2 separate regions of the Homo sapiens genome follow, and region 1 is linked to region 2. The links are chromatin loops, found by intact Hi-C in ENCODE. Cell type or tissue: endothelial cell of umbilical vein. All regions are shown on one strand. Links, peaks and the distances in the headings refer to the core of each region. The heading gives the core; the rest is flanking DNA.

Region 1 (10,611 bases), core at 2,499-7,498, 210 kb after region 2:
TCTAAAGCATTTGACACCGCTGACCTCTCCCTGCTCCTCAGCCTCTCTCCTGCCTCAGCTCACTTGATCCCACACTATAGTGTTCTCCTCTCTGCCTTGTCAAGGTTCTTCAGCTTCCCTCCCTGGTTTGTCTTCATCTTCCCACATCCTACATGTTGGCAGCCCTCCAAGACTCTGCCTTTTGGCCACTAGTTTCCTTTGGGATTCTCATCTGCACTCATGGCTTCAACTGTCACCTCTTCAGGGGTCCCTCAGGACTACATCTTCAATCACAACCACAATCCCACAAACTCTATTCCCAGAGTTCCATACGCCTACTAAACATTTCTCTCTGAAATTCCTCGAAATCAGAATACCTCAAACAAAACTTATTTTCTCTTCCTATGAGTCAGTCCTCTTCTTATTTTTTGAATTCCATTAATGGCACCACCATTAATGGAATAATCATCTGCAACTTCTTTCACTGCCTCTCTCCTTTGCTTTCCAAACCAATCGGTTTTCAACCTTTGTACATTTCCTTTGCATCTTGCCTCTGTATGTTCTGTCCTGTTCATACTTTTCACTATTCTGATTCTGTCTTTAGTCCCTGTTTCCTGAACTCTTTGCATAGCCTCAAAAATATTTTCAGCTTCTCTCCATTGCATCCTTTAGTTAGCTTTCCAAATCTCTAGTGGTTTATAATTTCCTGCTTAATAGACTCTAAATTCCCAACTTTGAAATGTGGACCTAATTATCCACCAAAAGTGGACTTTTCACTCTTTTTTTTAGTACATTTTTTGTTTGAGTACCTTCATATCTTTTTAAATACTCTTCTATTCACCTCTTGTCCAGTTCCACTTGGCAAAATCTTACTTTTCATGTCCAATTTAAAGAACACATCTTTTATTAATCCTTCTGTGACTAATCTTAGTCCAAAGAAATCTCTCCTCCCTCACCTCTATAACATGTTGCTTGCACCTTTTTTTTATTGTATTTCTTTGTGTATAGCTTACTTCCTCAACTAAATTTTAAGTTCTTTAAAAAATAAGGATGACTTCTCTGGTAAATTATATTATTATTCCCAAAGATTCATGGCCTTTCTCATGGGAGAATTATCCTTGTCTGCCCTCCACGGCAGGCGTGGCTACATGACTAGTTTGGGCCAACGAAATTTGAGCAGAAGTGATGTTGTTTGTTTGTTTGTTTGTTTTTTGACAGAGTCTCGCTCTGCTGCTCAGGTGGAGGGTGGTAGCGCAATCTTAGCTCACTGCAACCTCCACCTCCCGGGTTCAAGCAATTCTCTTGCCTCAGCCTTCCAAGTAGCTGAGATACAGGTGCCTGCCACCGTGCTTGGCTAATTTTTGTATTTTTAGTAGAGATGGGGTTTCACCATTGTTGGCCAGGCTGATCTTGGGCTCCTGAGCTCAGGTGATCCACCTGCCTATGCCTCCCAAAGTGCTGGGATTACAGGCGTGAGCCACCGTGCCCAGCCAATGAATGCCACTTCTGATCTATCATGTGTTTCTGCCATCTCTCTTGTTCCCCAACACAAGAAAATCCCAACTAATGGCTATTTCTACCCAGATCCCCAAATCCAGAAGATGGGGAGCAGAGCTGCACCTAACTCACTATGGGCATTAACATAGATGAGAAATAAATCATTGTGTTCTGAGCTATTGAAATTTGGGAGCTGTTTGTTACAGCAGCATAACAGCCAAAGCTGAAGCAACTTCTTACCTAATTCAACAAATATTCATTTAGTCATTTATTCCACAACACTGACAACATACTCTGTGCCAGCACTACTTTAAATATCATGGTACAGACAAATACTTGTAAAGCAATTGTCTTAGTTCTAAATAGTAAGACATGTTCTCAAGCTGCTACAATACAAGGCAACATGGCATAAATCTATTGGAGAACTATAAACAAAGAACTACTAAGTTTCAGGAAAGGGAGAGAGAATTTACACTAGAGGGATTAGAAAAACTGTCACGGAGGAAGTGTTACTTGTTTCTTCCTCCACATCTAGCACACAGTAGGCTTTAAAGATTTGTTGAATAGGTAAATAAATTATTAATAAAACAGAAATAATATGAACACCTAATTGTCATCAATAAAGGCTGACATTTCTGTATTAATTCAATCACTTAATTTGCCGCATCAGGGCAGGTGAAATGTTCCAGGACAAAAAGAAAATGGGAATTAAGAACTAGTGAGTGGGTGAGTTTGCCTTACCTAAATCCCATGGTGAAAGAAATCTTACTCATAGACCCTAGCATCTTTTAAGCTCCAATTATTTCTGGTTGGTCATGTGGCTTTTCATATGACCCACTGCTTTTGGCACACTACTTAAACAAATTTATCTTACAATCAGCAACCAACGGCTTCCTATTTTCAGTTTTACCCTGATGGGAACCATCAAGCAGAACCTTCTGGACCTGTACTTCCGAGTTCACTAGGGCTGGGAGAACTCAGCCCAGGGATCAGCAACGCATGTACGAGTCTCTCCAGAAGAGGCAAGTAGAGTGACCTTAAATAGCCTAGAACAGAATTTTTAGAAAAAAAAATAATTCCCTCCTTAACTCTGACACAGGCTGCTGGGATGATTCAAGTGATAAATGCCCTTTTCCTGGCTTCATAAATTACAAATTCAGAAACTGGTTAAATAGCTTAATCATGGACCCAATGTTACAGACAGGAAAATACTGAATACAGGAAGAAGGGAGGGCCATAAGTGAATTCTTGCCCTAGCTTCCCGTTAACCTAGACTGAGCAGTGCGGCAAAATGTCTATCTGAAGGTCTATCTGAAAAATATCTATCTGAAGGTCTCTTCAGCTCTGAAGTTCTGTGAGTCTGTGAAACTATGTAGATTCAGAAAGATTTGCCTCTAGGAAGTGGACAGCCTACTCTCATCTGGACATTTTTCCAAATGACAGTGGGACTGGGGACCCTCACTCCCACTCCCCCACCTCTAGGGTTTTCCTAACTAAACAGGGTAAGTAGGTTTTGTGAAATGCTGACCCCAGTAGTTACCACAGGGTGACTACAGAAACATATACCTTGGCCTAAGTTCAAGTGCCTTTGCTTTGGTAACATCGTCTGACAACTCTAACAGTCCCAAGTGTATGGAAGCAGGTTCTCTCCTTTGCAAATAGAGACTGTTCTTTAAAGATAAAGTGAGTTTGCCCAGCATGTTGAGTCTGTGATGGAGTTGCTAAGAGGAAATAACTTCATACCCTCCATAGCTCAAACCTGAGCTCAACAACATAGTCATTCCCAGAAGCTGCTTACTGTCTCTGGGCCTTAGTTTTCAGATCTGTATGAGAACAGCTTTTCAAGACAAGAATAAGGTTATTTCATGGATATGACAGTGCCCGGGGCCCAGAAACAATTCACACGAACTCAATGAATGTGAGTTCTCTTTCTCTCAGGACTCCCCTAAAGCCCATTTCCGTCCTGTCTTGGATACTATTTGATTAACTTTCTGTTGCTTCTCTTTTAGTTAAATATTCCTTTTATCTATGTTTAATATATCTCACAGTCCACTAAGAAACCATACACACACACACACACACACACACACACACACACACACACGCACAATATGAACATTCTAGGGTGAAGAAAAGTGGCAAATCTTTCAGTGTAGAACCATCACCTACTTGTAGGCGCATCCACAAAATTTGATATCTCTCATCATCCCCAAAAAATGCCTTTGGCCCATGACAAAATTAGCTTTAAAATTTCATAACTATTTACACAGAACTATTTCCTGACTCATTCCCCGTAACTACCGCAGAAGCTTCCAGTCTGGAAGCTGGCAGTCTTAGCTTGCCCCAACTCTCTTCTCTACTTCCCTGCCCACACAAATTCCACATCCACCCAATGCTCAGCGTGGCATCCTCAAACAAACCACTCTCTCCACTGCCCACGCTCATAACTCCCAAAAGTAACAATCATCATCCCTCTTACAGTCTAATGGAAAGGGGTTTCATACCCTTCTTTTTCACTTTGTCTCTGTATTTCAATATTTTCAGACATAACACTGACTGTATGCTCTACAACTAACTAATCTTCAGTTTGCAGAAGAGGAAACTAAAGGACAGGAAGTTGGCTGATTCCTACAATGAGCAGAAGTTACAGCAAAGGTCAATGCCAGGACTGAGTTCCCTGTTTTTCTCACTCACATTCTTTAAGTTGGTACCTGGGCCCCTGGTGCAGGATGGGTTCTTCATAAACCTTTATTAAATAAGTGTTCAATAAATCAATACTCAGTTTTCTCCATTGTAAAGCAAGGGTGATGCTACTCATTTCTGAAATAGGTCCAACCTTAGAGAATATCTTTTCTTCTCTAACAATGTTGTCTTCACGATTAAGTGGTGGATTTTTAGGAGTCCAGATATCTGTGTTTAGTTCTGCTGCTTTGGCTTGATTAGACTTGATAATGTGCACACAATACACACACACACATAATGATATAACTTGCAGATATTTCATAAGCTGAGACAGAAAATAAAACAGTTTATGAGAGTCTCAGTCTATGAGGAGGCAGAGGAAGGAAAATGATCACACCAAGGAATAGCACCGAAGTGCTGTAATTTATTATGTGTTTTCGTAAACCTTAGCTCATTTGAACCTCACAGCAACCTTATGGGAATGGTAGGGCAAATATCGTCATCTCCATTTCCTTTGAAAAACTGAAAGTTCAAAGGATTGAAGTGAATTTCCCTAGGTTACAAACTTGACAAGTGGTGGAACCAAAACTAGAGCCCAGGCCTTCTCTTTCTAGATGAGAATTAGTCACTCTTCTGCTATCAATCATCAGTTAGTTATAAGGCATTTAACCTTCCATGCCAAGGATTACTTTTTTTTTAATGGCATATTCTATCTTCCCACTTAAAACCCCTGAGGGTAGAACTATGTCACAATCATATTTGATTCCCTATAGCTAAGTACAGTTTCTGTCGCAGGATTGAACCTCAATGATACTTAATAACAGTAATATTATTTTGATAGATAAAAATAACATTTTTAAGAAATAGTACCTGCATATAGCAAGTTGGCTTTCCCGGGATATTTACTCGTTCCCTGGTTGCATTACCCAAGCGAGGATGAAAAGTTTATTTCTTAATGAATGTCCCATCAACTTAGTCTAAGCAAAAATTCTATGAGAGAGATTTGTTTACTCTAAGGAAATCATTTTAACTCTTTCAGAAAGTGCCTTCTTCTGGTGTCCCTAAAAGATCTCTAATTTACCAAGTGAATTAAAAAATGTATTTTCTCTTAAACTCTAAGATTAGAAACATTACTTTATCCCCCAGCTTTTTTCTCAACCCTGTTGAAACAGCTTTCTCTGTTGCCATTCAGGGGTTGGTTTCAGCCAGAAAGTTACTTCTCATTTTTAGAATGCAGGGCACGTTTAAATAAGGATCGTTATCATTAATATTTATGAAGTGCTCAAAATGTGCCATGATTTTTATCCATTATCTCATTTAACTCTTAAATAATTTAACTCAATTAAGATGTTATTATCTCACAGGATCCCTTTGGCATAGGGAATATTATTATTCTTATAATATAGTTAAGGAGACTGAGTCTTCAAGGCACCATGTGGCTTTCCCAAGGTCACATAGCTAGAAAGTAGCAGAGTGAGATTTGATCCTAAGTCTCTCTGAATTTGAGACTTAACAACTACACCATAAAGTTTCACTCACTATAGATGGTGGCAGATGAACCTCATCATCAGTGAGGTCATCAGTGGAAGACAGTCCCCGTTTCCTTTTGAATACCTGAAGGATCAAGCTATGGACTGAGATGACAAAAGGCCTAACTCATCCACTTGCTCATCCATACACCCAATCTGTGATTATGGAAATGCTTTTAACGTCAACATTTTCTGTTTATAGTATGTACAATTAGATTAAAGTTGAGTGTTTGGCAATTTATGCTCAGTGTGAACAACAAATCCAAATGCACTAGGCTAAGAAGCAGAATCACATTCGCACAATAAAATGTAAACAAGAAACACAAGAGAGTCAGAGAGTCATATTCAGAGAGGGTGGGCTTGTTATTGTTTTTTGTTTTTTATTTAGAACCTGCTGATTAAAAAAAAGACCCAGATGCACAGGATCTCTGACTAAACAATTGCTGTGTGGTAGCGGGAGGTCTGGGTGGCTCATTCATCACAGCACGGAAGGCACCCTCTCAAGAACATGTAAACGGGATGAAGAGCTCTCCCGGAATGTTACAGCAAACATGTGCCAGCCCTCTTTGTTCTCTGTCTAGGGTCATTTCACTTGTAATGATTCATCTTAATCTTTCAGGTTCTGGAAAGCATAGGATACATCAGGCAGGAGGTACCCCATTTCTAAGCCTAGAGCGGAGAAGAAATCCTTTCTGGATGACCACACCATGGGGTTGAAAAAGCAGAGCAGAGTCCACAGTTCTGCGTAGATTATTTATTCAAAAAATCCCCAATAACTAACAGAGCAGAAACTGGATTTAGGAATCTAAATTAAAACTTATTTTGATGACCTTTGAGAAAGATACTTCAAAACAAAGATTTATTGCAAGTGTTAGCTTCTTTGCTCCTTGAAATAACATTCATTACTTCAGATTAAACACTGCTTGCTATTTAGTCTTCAGTTCTACAGCCATATTTCCGGAATACGTTTTCTGTTTTTGCCACAGATTTTGGTCTGATTTTCAATGAAAAAGGAATTTAATGGGTCATGTGTCTTTAGAATTCTTCTTGTAGCTTATTCTAAGTTTCTCATATCCCGTCTCCTAGTCTGTCTGAACTATTTGCCCACCATAGTGAGTGATACATAGTTTCAAAACATCTAATCTAGATACTGCTCAATTTAAGGCAGAGATTTCCAGATAAGAAGCCATTTGGCCTCGATATAGGGATCAAGACTATGGCTTTCCTATCAGTAACATTATACCCTTCTGCAACAAGCACTAAATTTAACAAGTGACTGAGGCATTTAAAAAGAATATAATATTGCAACAAATTTATACTATATATAACCCCACAGAAAGAAGATCCATAAAATACCTAGGAAGTTATAGCACAAAGTAAACAATACACGAAAATTTTACTCAAATGTTGGTTCTGCCATTCAGCCGTTCATTCATGCATTCAGCAAGTATTTATTGAATGGCTGCTACATGCTAGCCAATATAATGGTGAACAAAACAGATATATCCCTGCAGTCACAGAAGTTACAATGTAGCAGGCAGGAGGGATACAGAGAAGTTAAACAGAAATCATAATACCTTGTAATAAATGCTATCATAATGGAGAAATTATAGTGTGCTGTTGGTACCTCAATGGAAGGACAACGCAGTGTGTGTGTGTGTGTGTGTGTGTGTGTGTGTGTGTGTGTCTGTGTGTCTGTTTGTAGGCTGGTGGTCAAAAAGGGCTTCTCATTCATGTTTATGAGTTTTAATTAGATAAATGATATAGGGGTAGTGGTGGGAAGACAAGGAACCAGCATGTACAAAGACCCAAAGATGAAAAGGAACATAACATTAACTCCGCAGTGTTTCAACAGTCTTCTAACATTTCACTCTTATTCTCTGTGACAGAAGCAGTGCCACAATCAAGGCCTTGGGTGAGACTGTGCCTGGAGTTGCCGAAAGCCTTTGCCCATAAAAGTTGCTTTTCTCTGTTAATAATTGTTCAGTGGTTTGAATCTGTCATTTATTGCACCCCCACTTAAAATGTGACCGACTTGCAGACAGGGAGCATAGCTCATTGTATTTCCCACAACCCAGCATAGCATTCTATATACATTGGAAGCTTAAGAAACGTTAGTGCTAAACAAATAGATAAATGGTAAAAAATGGTCAGCAACCAAACTGGAACTCCCGGAATTTTCAAGGGAGTAGCAATGTTTATCCAACAAGTTTTTCAGCTAATGTTACTTAAGTTTCAACTTTAAGAGCTTAGTCACAAAGATTCTCATTAGGTAATACCTTGGCAATTCAAATAATCACTGCCCCTCTGACTTGAGCTAGTTGACTTGGTTAAGGCCAAAATCTGAAGCTTCAAGTCCCATGGAAGGTTAGTTACCTTCAAGGAGAGAAAGAAGATCTGTTCATAGTCCTGCCCATCAGTCTGACCCTGAACTCTGGTGGGGCTAAGGGAAATAGCATTGCATAGTCTGTAGCCCATACGATGGGCTAGGCACTTACCTAGGGATGTTGATATGAAGATAAATAAGCAGTTCCTGCCCCCTAAGGAGGCTCTGGCACACAGTAGCTTCTCAAGAAATGCTTCTTGAGAAACTGAGTGAATACAGCCTCACATATTTAGGCAAATCACTTATAAAATATATTACAGTTTTGTTTTTATATGTGGGACTCCTTCCTGGACTATAGAAATGTTTGTATCCTATGGATTCTTTGTAGTCTCTGCAAAAAGCTAATTCCTCCTCTGAGGTTAAAGGAATCCTTACCATTGTTTTTGAAGACAGTAAGAGCTGCAGTAGCTGAAGCAGTAGCACTGAAGTGGGGATTTTCAGCTACTGAAGGGGCCTCAGTCCCACTCAATGGATACTGCAGCATAAGCCTCTGTTCCAATATTACCCTACCCTGGGAACAGCTGTTGGAACAAAAGAATTGCTCTGAGAGTCAGCGTGAGCAGTATCCCTAAATAAGTGTAGTCATCCTTTATAAGTAGCAGGTCTCCACTCCTGCCCTTAAATTGTCCAACTCCAATGCTAATAGTCACTAAGGAGAGTGCAGCACAGGCCCTGAAAGGAGCCACCAAGGACATTATTTCATGATGCAGAGGACAAATGTATGCTTTCTCCAAAACCTGGAAAATCAAGTTTATGTATGTCATGTTTATTCAAACACACTTGAAATAAGGTCTCCCTCTCCTCTGGCAAGGACACTTTCAGATCTGAGGGAGTGAAGTTCTTTTACCCACCCCAACAATACTGGTCAGAACTCTGACTTTTGAGTTCCTTGAGTCATGAGCAGGCTGTTCACTTCCAGGGCACTTTCCTCAGGCTTCTTTGGCATGAATTGAGGTCAGGTTACAGCTGTCTCCTGGGTGATAAAAGCTGCTTGGCTTCTCACACTTTTGGATGAATCATTGGAGTTTCCCAGAGAAATGCAGAGGGTACTGCCACCCCTCAGTGAGTGTTAACCTCCCACAGTGATGGAGCAGTGAAACATCAGCCAAATGGTGATGCAATAACAGGCTCAAGATGAAGCTTTTATTATGGTCTGTACAACTCATGTTGATTTGAGAAGGAAAGAAAACAATATAAACAGCAAATCCCACGACTGAGTTTCACTGTCACAAATATGTTCTTCATCAAATCCCAACCTCCTTCATTCTTTTCTTCTCTAATTCTCAACTCCCCAAGATACCTGGAAATATTTTCTGCCTGATTTCTCTAATTTGTTCACTTGACCTTCCATCATTCACTCAGCAAGTATATAATGAGCCCCTGTCATGTAACAGGCACTGGGAATCAATTCCAGTTTTTCTGCCTATTACTAGTTACATTTTTTTTTACCAATTATATTTTTTAAGTATGGAGTCGTAAGTACAATAATAAAGTATCAACAAAGCAAAAGGTCAGGGAGTGAAGAGCATACATCAAGAACTGTGTTAGAGCAGTAACTGATAATTTCCTAAAAGTAAAATATGAGAGTTGAGTTTTTCAGGACATAAAGGGATTTCTGGGCAAATAAGGGCAGTGAGAAGAGTGAAAGGTAAGAGATAGAATTCTAGGGAAAGTAAAAATAGCAGCAGCTCCCAACACTTGTTGATGGTTTAGCCACTAATGGGTTTATATTGTGCTCAGCACTGATCTAAGCTTTTTACCTGTGTTAATTTTTTTTTTCTTTTGAGACAGAGTTTCCCTCTTGTTGCCCAGGCTGGGGTGCAATGACGTGATCTCGGCCCACTGCAACCTCTGCCTTCTGGTTCAAGTGATTCTCCTGCCTCAACCTCCCAAGTAGCTGGAATTACAGGTGCCCACTATCATGCCCGGCTAATTTTTCATATTTTTAGCAGAAACGGGGTTTCACCATGTTGGCCAGGCTGGTCTCAAACTCCTGACCTCAGGTGATCCACCCGCTTTGGCCCCCCAAAGTGCTGGGATTACAGGCTTGATCCACTGCACCCTGCCTGTGTTAATTTTTTAAATCCATACAAGATCAACATGAGGTAGTCTCTACTATTATTTCCACTGTGGCAACTGATACACAGAGAGACTAAGTAAGTTGGCCAAAGTCATATAGCTAGAAAGTGGCAAAACCACAATAAGATCCAGAGCTCTTAACCACTATAGGATACAAGTACAGAAAGATATATGCAAAGGTCCAGGGATGAAAGGCGAACAGAGCTTTCTGGGGAAAAAATGGGAGTGGATATGAACGAGACCAAATAGTCATGGGAGAGCAGCAGACGTAAATGATAATGAAGAGCTAATAGGCCAGATTATGAAGAACCCGTGTACCCTACTAAAGTTTGCACTTAATTCTGAGGGCAGTTGGGAACTATGAGCAGCTTTATAACCAAGATCAGGCCCATGTTTTAGGAAGATAACTCACAGAAGTGTAGAGAATGGCTTTGAGAGGGCCAATGGTCAGGAGATCAG
Region 2 (10,611 bases), core at 3,279-8,278:
GAAAAAATTTTGCAATCTATCCTGACAAAGGGCTAATATCCAGAATCTACAAGGAACTTAAACAAATTTACAAGAAAAAACCAAACAACCCCATCAAAAAGTGGGCAAAAGTTGTGAACAGACACTTCTCAAAAGAAGACATTTATGTGGTGAACAAACATATAAAAAACACTCATCATCATGGGTCATTAGAGAAATGCAAATCAAAACCACAATAAGATACCATCTCACACCGGTTAGAATGGCAATCATTAAAAGGTCAGGAAACAACAGATGCTGGAGAAGATGTAGAGAAATAAGAACACTTTTACACTGTTGGTGGGAGTGTATGTTAGTTCAACCATTGTGGAAGAGAGTGTGGCAATTCCTCAAGGATCTACAATCAGAAATACCATTTGACCCAGGAATCCCATTGCTGGGTATATACCCAAAGGATTATAAATCATTCTACTATAAAGACACATGCACACATATGTTTATTGCAGCACTATTCACAATAGCAAGGACTTGGAACCAACTCAAATGCCCATCAATAATAAACTGGATAAAGAAAATGTGACACATATACACTATGGAATACTATGCAGCCATAAAAAATAATGAGTTCATGTCCTTTGCAGGGACATGGATGAAGCTGGAAACCATCATTCTCAGTAAACTAACACAGGAACTGAAACCAAAGACTACATGTACTCACTCATAAGTGGGAGGTGAACAATGAGAACACATGGACACAAGGAGGAGAACATCACACAGTGGGGCCTGTCAGGGGGTAGGGAGCAAGGGGAGGGATAACATTAGGAGAAATACCTAATGTAGATAACGGGTTAATGAGTGCAACAAACCACCAGCCATAAAAAAGAATGAACTCGTGTCCTTTGCAGGTACAAAGGACATTGAACTTTCCATTGAAAATAAAACATTATTATTTACAGTAAAAAAAAAAAAAGACAATATTAAAACAATACTGTGGCTTTACACCGATAGTCTAACCAGCATCAATTATTTAAGGTGAAATCCCGGTAACAAATATAAATATAAATTGAGCCTCTAATGGTTCTGCTTCTCTTATTGATCTCAGACTGATACAAGTTTTGGGCAAGTTTTTGTAGGTGTCCCATGCCTCAGGGCATCAGAAAAGCCCCAGGCAAGGTAGAAAGTGAGAGGCACATAGGGAGAGACTGTCAGTTTGCTCCTGGATGAAACTGACCAAAGCAGGTATTAGTTAGGTAGCCGCAGCAGTGGCTGGAATAAGAAGTGAGGCTGAAAGGATTTTAAGTAGTGTGCAAGAGATATCCAATAAGCATTCTATAATAAAAGTATGTATAGGGTACTAGGGAAATGCCTAATTCAATTAAGGTAGGGATTTCACAGAAAAGATTCACAGTTCTGTGACCCAGCAGAATAGTGTCCTCAAATAAATGTCATCACACTTGTTAATGTAATTGTAAACTTCTCTTTATATTACTAAAGGTCATCACCTTCATTTTTTAATTATTTCAGATTTCAATTGAATATCCATATTTGGTAAGGAGGCTGATGCTTTTGTTGCTGTAAAATCATGCAGTGTATTGACATGAAGTTGGAATTTCAATGTACCTATTTTGGTAGTGTGAAACACCAAGTTCATAAAATTATAGTCTTCTACTCCCCCAAAGGGTTAATCTTGCCTGCTTCCTAGAAAAACCAGTGCACTGAGAACAGCAGGTTTTTGCAATAGAGAAAAAATTTAATAATCGCAGTCTCAGCCAAGTGAAAGGACAGGAGTTTATTATTACTCAAATCAGCCTCCATGAAAATTTGGAAGCTAGGATTTTTTAAGGATAGTTTGGGGGACAGAGGCTAGGGAATGGGGAATGCTGATTGGTTGGGTTGGGGAGAAATCATAGGGAGTCAAAACTTGTCTTCTTGTTCTGAGTCTGTTCCTGGGTGGGGGCCACAAGACCAGATGAGCCAGTTTACTGGTATGGATGGTGCTAGCTGGTCCATCTGATTGCAGGGTCTGAAAAATACCTCAAACACAAGTCTTAGGTTTTACAATAGTGATGTTATTTACAGGAGCAATTGGAGAGGTTAGGAATCTTGTGGCCTCTGGCTACATCACTCCTGAGCCATAATTTCTAATCTTATGACTAATTTGTTAGTTTTACAAAGGTGGTCTTGTCCCCAAACAAGGAAGAAGTTTGTTTTGGGAAGGGGCTCTTATCCTTTTCTCAAAGTTAAACAATAAAGTAAATTCCTCCCATAGTTAGCATGGCCTTCAGCCAGGGATGAAGGGCAGCTTGGAGATTAGAAGCAAGATGGAGTCAGTGGAGTCAGTTTGGTCAGATTTCTTTCCCTGTCATAATTTTCCTATGTCAAATTTTTCTCATTGTCATAATTTTTGCAAAGGAGATTTCATCATGAGACCTTCTGAAGTATTTAAAACTAAGATTTTTTTCTTTAGGGAGATGGGAGATTACTAGCATTTCTCTTATAAACATAGGTTTCAACAATTTATTTTATAGAACTTCCCTTTCTTTCTTAACTTACATTTAGCAACAGAAGGAGATTTTTGTAGCTGTAACGAAATGATGAGGAAAAAAGTAGACTGAGCTTAGTATATATCAATGGTATGTGCACAATGTTAGCAAAATTCTTGCTTACATTTTGCCTAAATATAAATATTTTTGACATAAATCAAAGCCTATTATAAGGAGCTATTTTTATACTAATAAATAGAAACTACCATGTAATCAGATCTTTCATTAACTAGCTTTGTGCCTGCCATAGAGATGGGATGTTTGTGTCCTCCCCAAATTCATATGTTGAAATCCTAATCCACAAGGTGATGGTATTGGAAGGTGGGGCCTTTGGAAGGTAATGAGGTCCTGAGAATGGAGCCACATGAATAGAATTACTACCCATATAAAAGAGACCTCAGGGAGCTCCCTTGCTCTTTTTGCCATGTGAAGACACATCAAGAAGACAGTAGTCTGTGGATCAGGAAGTAAACCCTTAGATATTGAATCTGCAGGTGCCTTGATATTGGACTCCCCAACTTTCAGAATTGTAAGAAATAAATGTTTGTCATTTAGGTCGCTCTGTCTGTGGTATTTTTATAGTACTATGAACGGACTAAGGCAGTATCATTGGGTACATAATGTAAACTCTTTGGGCCTCAGCATATATATATGTGTGTGTGTGTGTGTGTATGTGTGTGTGTGTGTGTATAGAAAGAGAGACGTAAATATAAATTTATATAAATATAAATGTTTTAGTTAAATAGGTTTTCTCCCAGTTCAAAAATTCAATCATTGGCCAGGCGCAGTGGCTCACGCCTATAATCCCAGCACTTTGGGAGGCCGAGGTAGGTGGATCACTTGAGGTTAGGCATTCGAGACCAGCCTGGCCAACATGGTGAAACCCCATCTCTACTAAAAATACAGAAATTAGCTGGGCTTGGTGGTGCACACCTGTAATCCCAGGTACTTGGGTGGCTGAGGCATAAGAATCATGTGAACCCAGAAGGCGGAGGTTGCAGTGAGCTGAGATCATCCCACTGCACTCCAGTGTGGGTGACAGAGTGAGATTCTGTCTCAAAAAAATATATATTATTATTATTATTTAGGCTTTCATTTTGCAATAAAATTTCCAATTAGTAAAGAAGCCCAGGAAAATCAGAAAAAGTAACATTATATCAATTATTTTTGTTACTGAGTTTCAAGTCCCACTGGAATTAATAATTTGATTTAATAACAGTTTATAAATGGGGTTGTTTTTTCTCTTAACAGGAAAAAGTAACACCCAAATGCTTATTATACTAAGACCTATTGTGTTTAGATTTTTATCGCTTAAAAGCGGCAGAAAGCGTTCCCTTTAGTATTGTCTAAAGGAAATGAAACAATTCACTTTTAATAGCAATACATCAGCTAAGTGAAATTTTGACACACATACTCCCCATGAAGAGTACCTTGAAAGAAAGATCAAAACCTTTTAAAAACTTCGTAGCACCAAAATTCCCATTTTCCTTGGGAACTTCCCATGATTCATGAGATTCCAAAAGTGTAAAGATTCAGATCTGTTGAAAACTGAAGGAAAATTCATTAACAATTGTGTTTATCAATATTTTAAAAGAACAAAGCTTAACATTTTAGTGAGTGAGGGAGGCCGGATGTGAGACATTCTGAAACCATCTTCTGTGACCTGATTCCCATTAGATATAAAAATAAATCCAACCCAGTGGCCAGGAAGACTGCGCTGCTCTGCATAAAACTGAAAGCTAATCAAACTCTCTGATAATAATGAATCAAAGGATGAAAAATAGAGAAGTCTGGAAGAAGAGAGAAAGGAACTTCTTTTAAATCTTAGAAACAAGAAAAAAGAACTTACCATATAAGCTGCGGTGACTACCTTTCCCACCAGCAGCACCACTCGTTGTGGGACCTGTTTCCCAGTGCTCCGCTAGGTGCTGTACACACACATGAGAGTATAGCTCAGTTTGAGGCTAAGTGCATCCACATAAGCAATTCAGGCATGTCTGAACAGATTTGGGCAAATCCATTCTTATGAAGGTGCTGAGGAGATCCTCCTGGAAAATAACTCACCTTAAGGGCAGAAAAAGTAAGACATCAATGTGCCTAACCCAATATGAAAGCCTTAGTCATCAGAAGAGAGGGCAACTTCTGAGTCTACTCAGTCTTCAATAATACTGGGTCACTTGGAATTGTCTCCTGCTCATGGGCCCTGTCTCAGTCAGGGAGAGAGAGCAAGCAATAAAAGGGCATTTCCACTAAAACTCAGTAAGGTATTGGCAACAGCAACACTACTTTGGTAGTCTTTGAATTCAGTGTAACATAAAAAAGGGAAAAGAGGCATGCTCCCTTTTTATCACAACCCAACAAATAGTTTTGGCACGTATTCATCCGCTCTCATATTGCTACAGAGAACTATCTGAGCCTGGGTAATTTATAAAGGGAAGAGGTTTAATTGGCTCACGGTTCCACAGGCTGTACAGGAAGCATGGCTGGGGTGGGGGGAAGCTCAGGAAACTTACAATCATGGCAGAAGGCAGAGGGGAAGCTGGCAAGTCCTACATGGCTGGAGCAAGAGAAAGAGACAGAGCAAAGGGGGAAGTGCCACACACTGCCAAACAACTAGATCTTGTGAGAACCCACTATCACAAGAACAGCAAGGGGGAAATCTGCCCCCATGATTTAATCACCTCCCACTAGATCAACACTGGGGATTACAATTCAACATGAGATTTGGGTGGAGACACAAAGCCAAACCATATCAGGAGACACAAAGCCAAACCATATCAGGCATCTTGAGGGAGACAGTGAAAATGCATGTGCCCAGTAGGTGATGATAGCCCCCTGGTGGTTAGGTAGCAGATATTTCAGAAGTAGCAGTGGGATCTCCTGGATTTCCCCCGTTAACTGACGATATATTCATTGGCATTTACAGAAATTCACTATTACTTCTAGAAAGTCTTTAGGCAGTGAGATGAATGTATTAGTCAAGAGAAGTTAGGTTGTCATAAAAAACACATTGCTTCTACTTACAACTCAATAATCAGAAGCCTCATGGCCCTGCCGAACTGCGACTTGGCAAGTGGATGTGGAGGAGCAGATGGCACTCTTGCTAAGCATTGCTGTCTCAGCCCCAAGAAGTATGGAGGCTGTAAGCAAGGGATAGGAGGAGGAGCTGCTAAAATGTATTCTTAATTTTACTGCATTCATTCTCACATACTGATGATACCAGGGAAGATAGTCAATTACATACATAAGTCTTTTATTTAATCCTCATGGCAGTCAGAGAAAACAGAGAAGTTAAGTAACTTGCCAGAAGTTACACAGCTGTTCAGGTCTCCTGGACTCCAAAGCTATTTGCTTTTTATTATTCCATGTTTGCAAAAAAAAATTATATGCCTTAAAATAGCCTCAAACATTCACTGAGTTCCTACTCTGTTATTATCTCAGTTTTCTTCACAGCAACCCAGTAAGATGAGATTGCTATTATCCTCAACAGGATCACAGAGGGTTAAGTAACTTGATCAAAGTTACTGCAAGCAGAAAAGATATAATGTGAGCCCAGATCTTCTCCCTTCAACTGACTGGAATTTGAAATCCAATCAATTCCCAGCCTATTCACAGTCTGATGCTTTTTCCACCTCCTTAATTGGTGATGAAGATACTTCAATTATTCCTATTATCAATGTCATAAATCATAGGCCATAAACTATGGTTAGTTCAGTAACTGCTACTCTGGAGGAAAATAGCTTCTTTCTAACAGAAACCTTTATTTTTCATTTGAGTAAGTCATTGAACATTTCCAAAGCATAGACTTCTTTGGCCTTCACAAATAAAACAAAGATAATGGGTACATTAATTCTACTAAATACACATCAAGTACTTAAGAGAGATGCTTAACTCTAACTCCTAGGATGTTTTTGAAACAGAATCTGTAAAGAAAAAGACAATGTCAATTGACATAGTTGAGAAGAGAGGCAGGTGAAATGCTGTCAGGAAAGTTTAAAGGAAATTAATGAAGACTAAGAACAATTTTTATTTAATGTAAAGGGGAATGCATGTCATAAAAATGATAGGAAAACAAGCCATATAGTAAGACTTTATTAGGGCATAGGTACACAGAACCAAACCAGGGAAGATAAGAGTGTATTGTGCTAAAGAAAGACAACAGAGTTGTTGGGATATTCACTAAGTTACAAGTTATCTGCCATATGCAAAATCTAGCCCATTTGCAGTTAAGGTTTGGGACTTGTCTCATACAGATTAAACATTGTTTATCTGCAAATAGATTGATTTCTTTATCTGGGCTTTAAACTATATAAATTTGTTAAAAATAACCTTTATAACAGGACATATTTGCAAGATGGCTCAGAATAATTACTCTATCTTCAAATTATTGTGAAAACAAGGGGTGTTAGATTTATTTTCACCAGTTTCCTTAAAAGGCAAATCACTGGCTCAAGTCAGAGAAAGCATCAAAATGGCTACATTTAAATTGAAAGTTGATACAGAAGGGTCTACAACAGGGTCTCAACTCTGACTGCTCATTAGAATTGCCTGAGGAACTGTCAATAAACATTGCTGCCTGGGCCTGCGGACAAAAATTCTAATTAAAGATGGGGAGTTGAGGGCGCAGTACAAGGGCTGGTGACAAGCAATTATATTTTTAAAATTCTTCCCGGATAGTCTGATGTCTGATCTGTAGCCTTCCACCATCAGTAGTGTATGAAAGTACATCTCTTTGACTAATCAGTCAACCCATTAAAAAAAAGACCACAAAGCAAAAACCCTAACTCTTGAAAGATTAGCCATGTCATGCTATGACCAATGTTAGTTATTAGTGTTACATTTTTACTTTGGTATAGTTTAATTATTAGTGTATTCTTAACAAATGCATATCATCAGTGACAAGTCATATTTTTAATGAGTTATCATTACAAGTTAGTGTTAAACTTCTCACCTTGATGAACATAATAAAAATTTTGTGCACATTTTATTGTGAAATCTAAAGCTTTATCTTTAGCAATTCTCTCTGTTCAAACTTCTGAGCCCCATTCTTGTGTGTGGTGTGATGGTGCTCGGCATGTCTACTGTCTTTGTTCTTATATTCATCTATTCCTTTGTAATATGGTAATTAGTTTTAAGATGAAAGCTAATCCCGACTGTGAGAGTGCTGAGCTATTGTTACTGCTGGCTAATGTATCACTAGAAGACCACGCACAGTAAAACAGAAAAAAAGGTTTTTCTTGTGTTCTCCATTGGTTTATTATTAGGAGTAGGGGAACAATGTACAAAATTTATCTCTAAGGCATAAATGAGAGTAGCGATGGAAAAAAAAGCAAAACATATTGAGATGAGAAACAGTGAGTTTTCAGAGGGCTATCAATAAGTTTAAGTCATTTCCTGTACTGGAAGAGCAGAAGTTCAGCATCCAAACCCAGATCCACTGGTGGAGGGGGAGTCTTTGGGGTTTTATATCTCTGCTGAAAGGGCAAGCAAAATAATGTGTGTGTGTATGTGCAGTTTTCAGGAGAGCAATACCTGTTACCTTTGCCAAAGGCTTATGAGTGAGGTATCTACAAATTGATATGAAGGAAACCTATCTCTTCATATCTTCTCTTTCTTAGCAGTAACCAATACTGAGTCTTTTTCAACTAATCTTTTAGGGGTTCTTTGCTGGAATAATCTATAATACTTGGTGTATTTCTTCATTATGTCCTTACAATAATTCCTAATCAATATACAAGTATTGGAATCAGGCTTGCTTCTTCTGTATAGAAGGCTGCTAGCATCAGGGTCTTAATTTCATGAATGGCAGTTGCTGTGGCTTCTCTTCCTTTTCTGCTAATACTACCTCTCATAACATTGTTTTAATCTTCTTATTCTGAACTTTTGCTTGACTGGTAGGTGGACCAGCTAGCTGGGTGTTACAGAGGTTTAGCACCTACTCAGACCCATGCTTATCTCTCTTGCTGTACAGATGAACAGGTTAGCATCCTCTGAAAGGACAGTATCTCAGCTCTCCTGAGAGAGTGGGAGAGGTAAAAGAGAGGGTCCCCATAACATTTTTTCTTAACTTTGAGTCAGGTTTATGCATTCATCCATGGCTCTACTCTCATGATCATTCCAGTGCTATTAGAATGCATTGCATTTTTAAAAATCTGATAAATCTAGCAGTAGAAATGGGCCTATCTTGCTCTTTACTAATAATGAGTGCTCAAGGCCAGACTGGTTACACAGAGAACCTTGACATCTAAAGCATGCCGTAGGCTTCAGCCCCACTCCATTAGGAGCCTGATGCCATCATCCATGCTTATAATAATTGCTCATAGTTATTGAAACATACTGCATATCAGGCATGTAACTTGTATTATTTCATTTACTCTCCACAACAATTCTCCTAGGTAGGTCCAATGATTATTTACATATCATAAAACAAAGGTTTATTGTAATCACATAAATCGTACAAAATCAAACAGCTAGTAGGTGATTGAGCTGGGATTTACACAGTTTAAATCTGTTTCTGACTCTAAGGCCTCTATGTTAAACTATATTAACTCCAACGGTTTCTGGAAAAATCCAGAGCATCCAAAGTACGTAGAGTCGGAGTTGGGGAAATGATAGTCACTATGAGTTTGCCTCCTTGAAATATAGTTATATATTACTCATAGGTATTTAAAATTACTTACTTATAGCAAGAACAACGAAAGTACTAAGTTTTGATGTGAGCTTAGACAACATCAAAAACAACAAACAAAATCTTTATTACTACAGACCTTGAAAATACCTAGATATTTTCTACAGAATATCCACAATTCTTTATTTGCTCATCAAAATTTACAGTGACTTTTCTTCAAGTAATAACTTGATAAATTTTTAAAGTTTAATTATTCGTCATTTAATTATTAATATCAGTGAATGTTTAGAAAATATTACATGTCTACATTTGAGTAACTCTATTTTAACACTGATGATTAACATTTATGGCATGTTGCATGTGTATGTTCACTGCAGCACTATTCACAATAGCAAAGACATGGAATCAAGCCAAATGCCCATCAATGATAGACTGGATAAAGGAAATGTGGTTCATATACACATGGAATACTATGTGGCCATAAAAAGGAATGAGATCATGTCCTTTGCAGAAACATGGATGGAGCAAGAGGCCATTATCCTCAGCAAACTAGCACAGGAACAGAAAACCAAATACCACATGTTCTCACTTATAAATGGGAGCTGAACAATGAGAACACATGGTTACAGGGAGGGTAACAACACACACTAGGGCCTGTCAGCAGCAGGGAGGGGTGCATAGCGGGGAAAGCATCAGATTAAATAGCTAATGATTGCTAGGCTTAATATCTAGGTGATGGGTTGATAGGTGAAGCAAACCACTATGGCACACGGTTTACCTGTGTAACAAACCTGCACATCCCGCACATGTATCCTGGAACTTAAAAACTTTTATGGCATGTTTTAGAAACATGAAATAGTCTGATGGGGATCATTTTAGAATATGTAAAAGGGAATAGTTGGAGACACGTTGGGAAGTTTGGCTGGAATTATACTGTAAAGGGCTTGCTTATATGCCATTTATTTTTTAAGTTAAGAAGTATCACAAAAAATGTTAGCCAGAGGAGCAACATTGTTTTATAATAAGAAAGTATACATAGACTTGAAAATTCAATGTACGAATGTTAGAAATAAGCTATTTTTCTATTGTATTCATGTGTATCTCTAACATTTTTTCCTTGTTACTTATTTTAGAGAACAAGCTCATTTAGTATAGAGACCATATGAGTGGTTGTAAGTAGTTAAATCAAAAGGAGAGGGTCATCTTATCAAACTGCTAAAGAGGACAGGAATATCCAGCCGAGGACCCTTTCTCTCTAACTCTGGGCTCTGCTTCTCTGTAAAGATCAGGCTTTATTCTCTCAAACCAGGGGACTCTATGGGTTGGAATTATGGCCTCTGGCATAATACAATGTGACAGCAAACACCAAAGCAATAGACCTTGGTAGTTTTTTTAAAAAAATGATAAAATGGGAGAGACCAGTTTTCAATCTGGCATGTAAGGAGCTTGTAAGTGATCACT

Evidence for each region. Hi-C counts contacts between places; a loop is a spot of excess contacts. Peaks named below come from ENCODE experiments on the same cell type or tissue, not always from the same donor. Only the 100,000 strongest peaks of a DNase experiment are listed, where the experiment ranks them.
Region 1: a loop joins it to region 2, with 5 times the contacts of the local background. A loop is called at or near these places in 1 of 110 quality-filtered maps.

Annotation. Positions count from the first base shown.
Region 1 is chr1:100,620,712-100,631,322 of GRCh38, reverse strand. It overlaps LINC01349 (long intergenic non-protein coding RNA 1349), which reads left to right. Exons shown (of 5, transcript NR_038914.1): 4 at 2,381-2,498; 5 at 4,021-4,274. Among named protein-coding and RNA genes, the nearest start is that of LINC01349, 21 kb to the left of the region's middle. RefSeq lists a silencer at 8,444-8,742. In endothelial cell of umbilical vein, for the core only: no CTCF peak of the experiment used is centred there; DNase peaks (open chromatin) are centred at 2,612, 4,092 and 4,642; H3K27ac peaks cover 2,042 bases.
Region 2 is chr1:100,829,947-100,840,557 of GRCh38, reverse strand. No RefSeq gene overlaps it. Among named protein-coding and RNA genes, the nearest start is that of EXTL2, 60 kb to the left of the region's middle. RefSeq lists an enhancer at 3,780-4,979. In endothelial cell of umbilical vein, for the core only: a CTCF peak has its summit at 5,327 (motif pointing left); a DNase peak (open chromatin) is centred at 3,977; H3K27ac peaks cover 2,131 bases.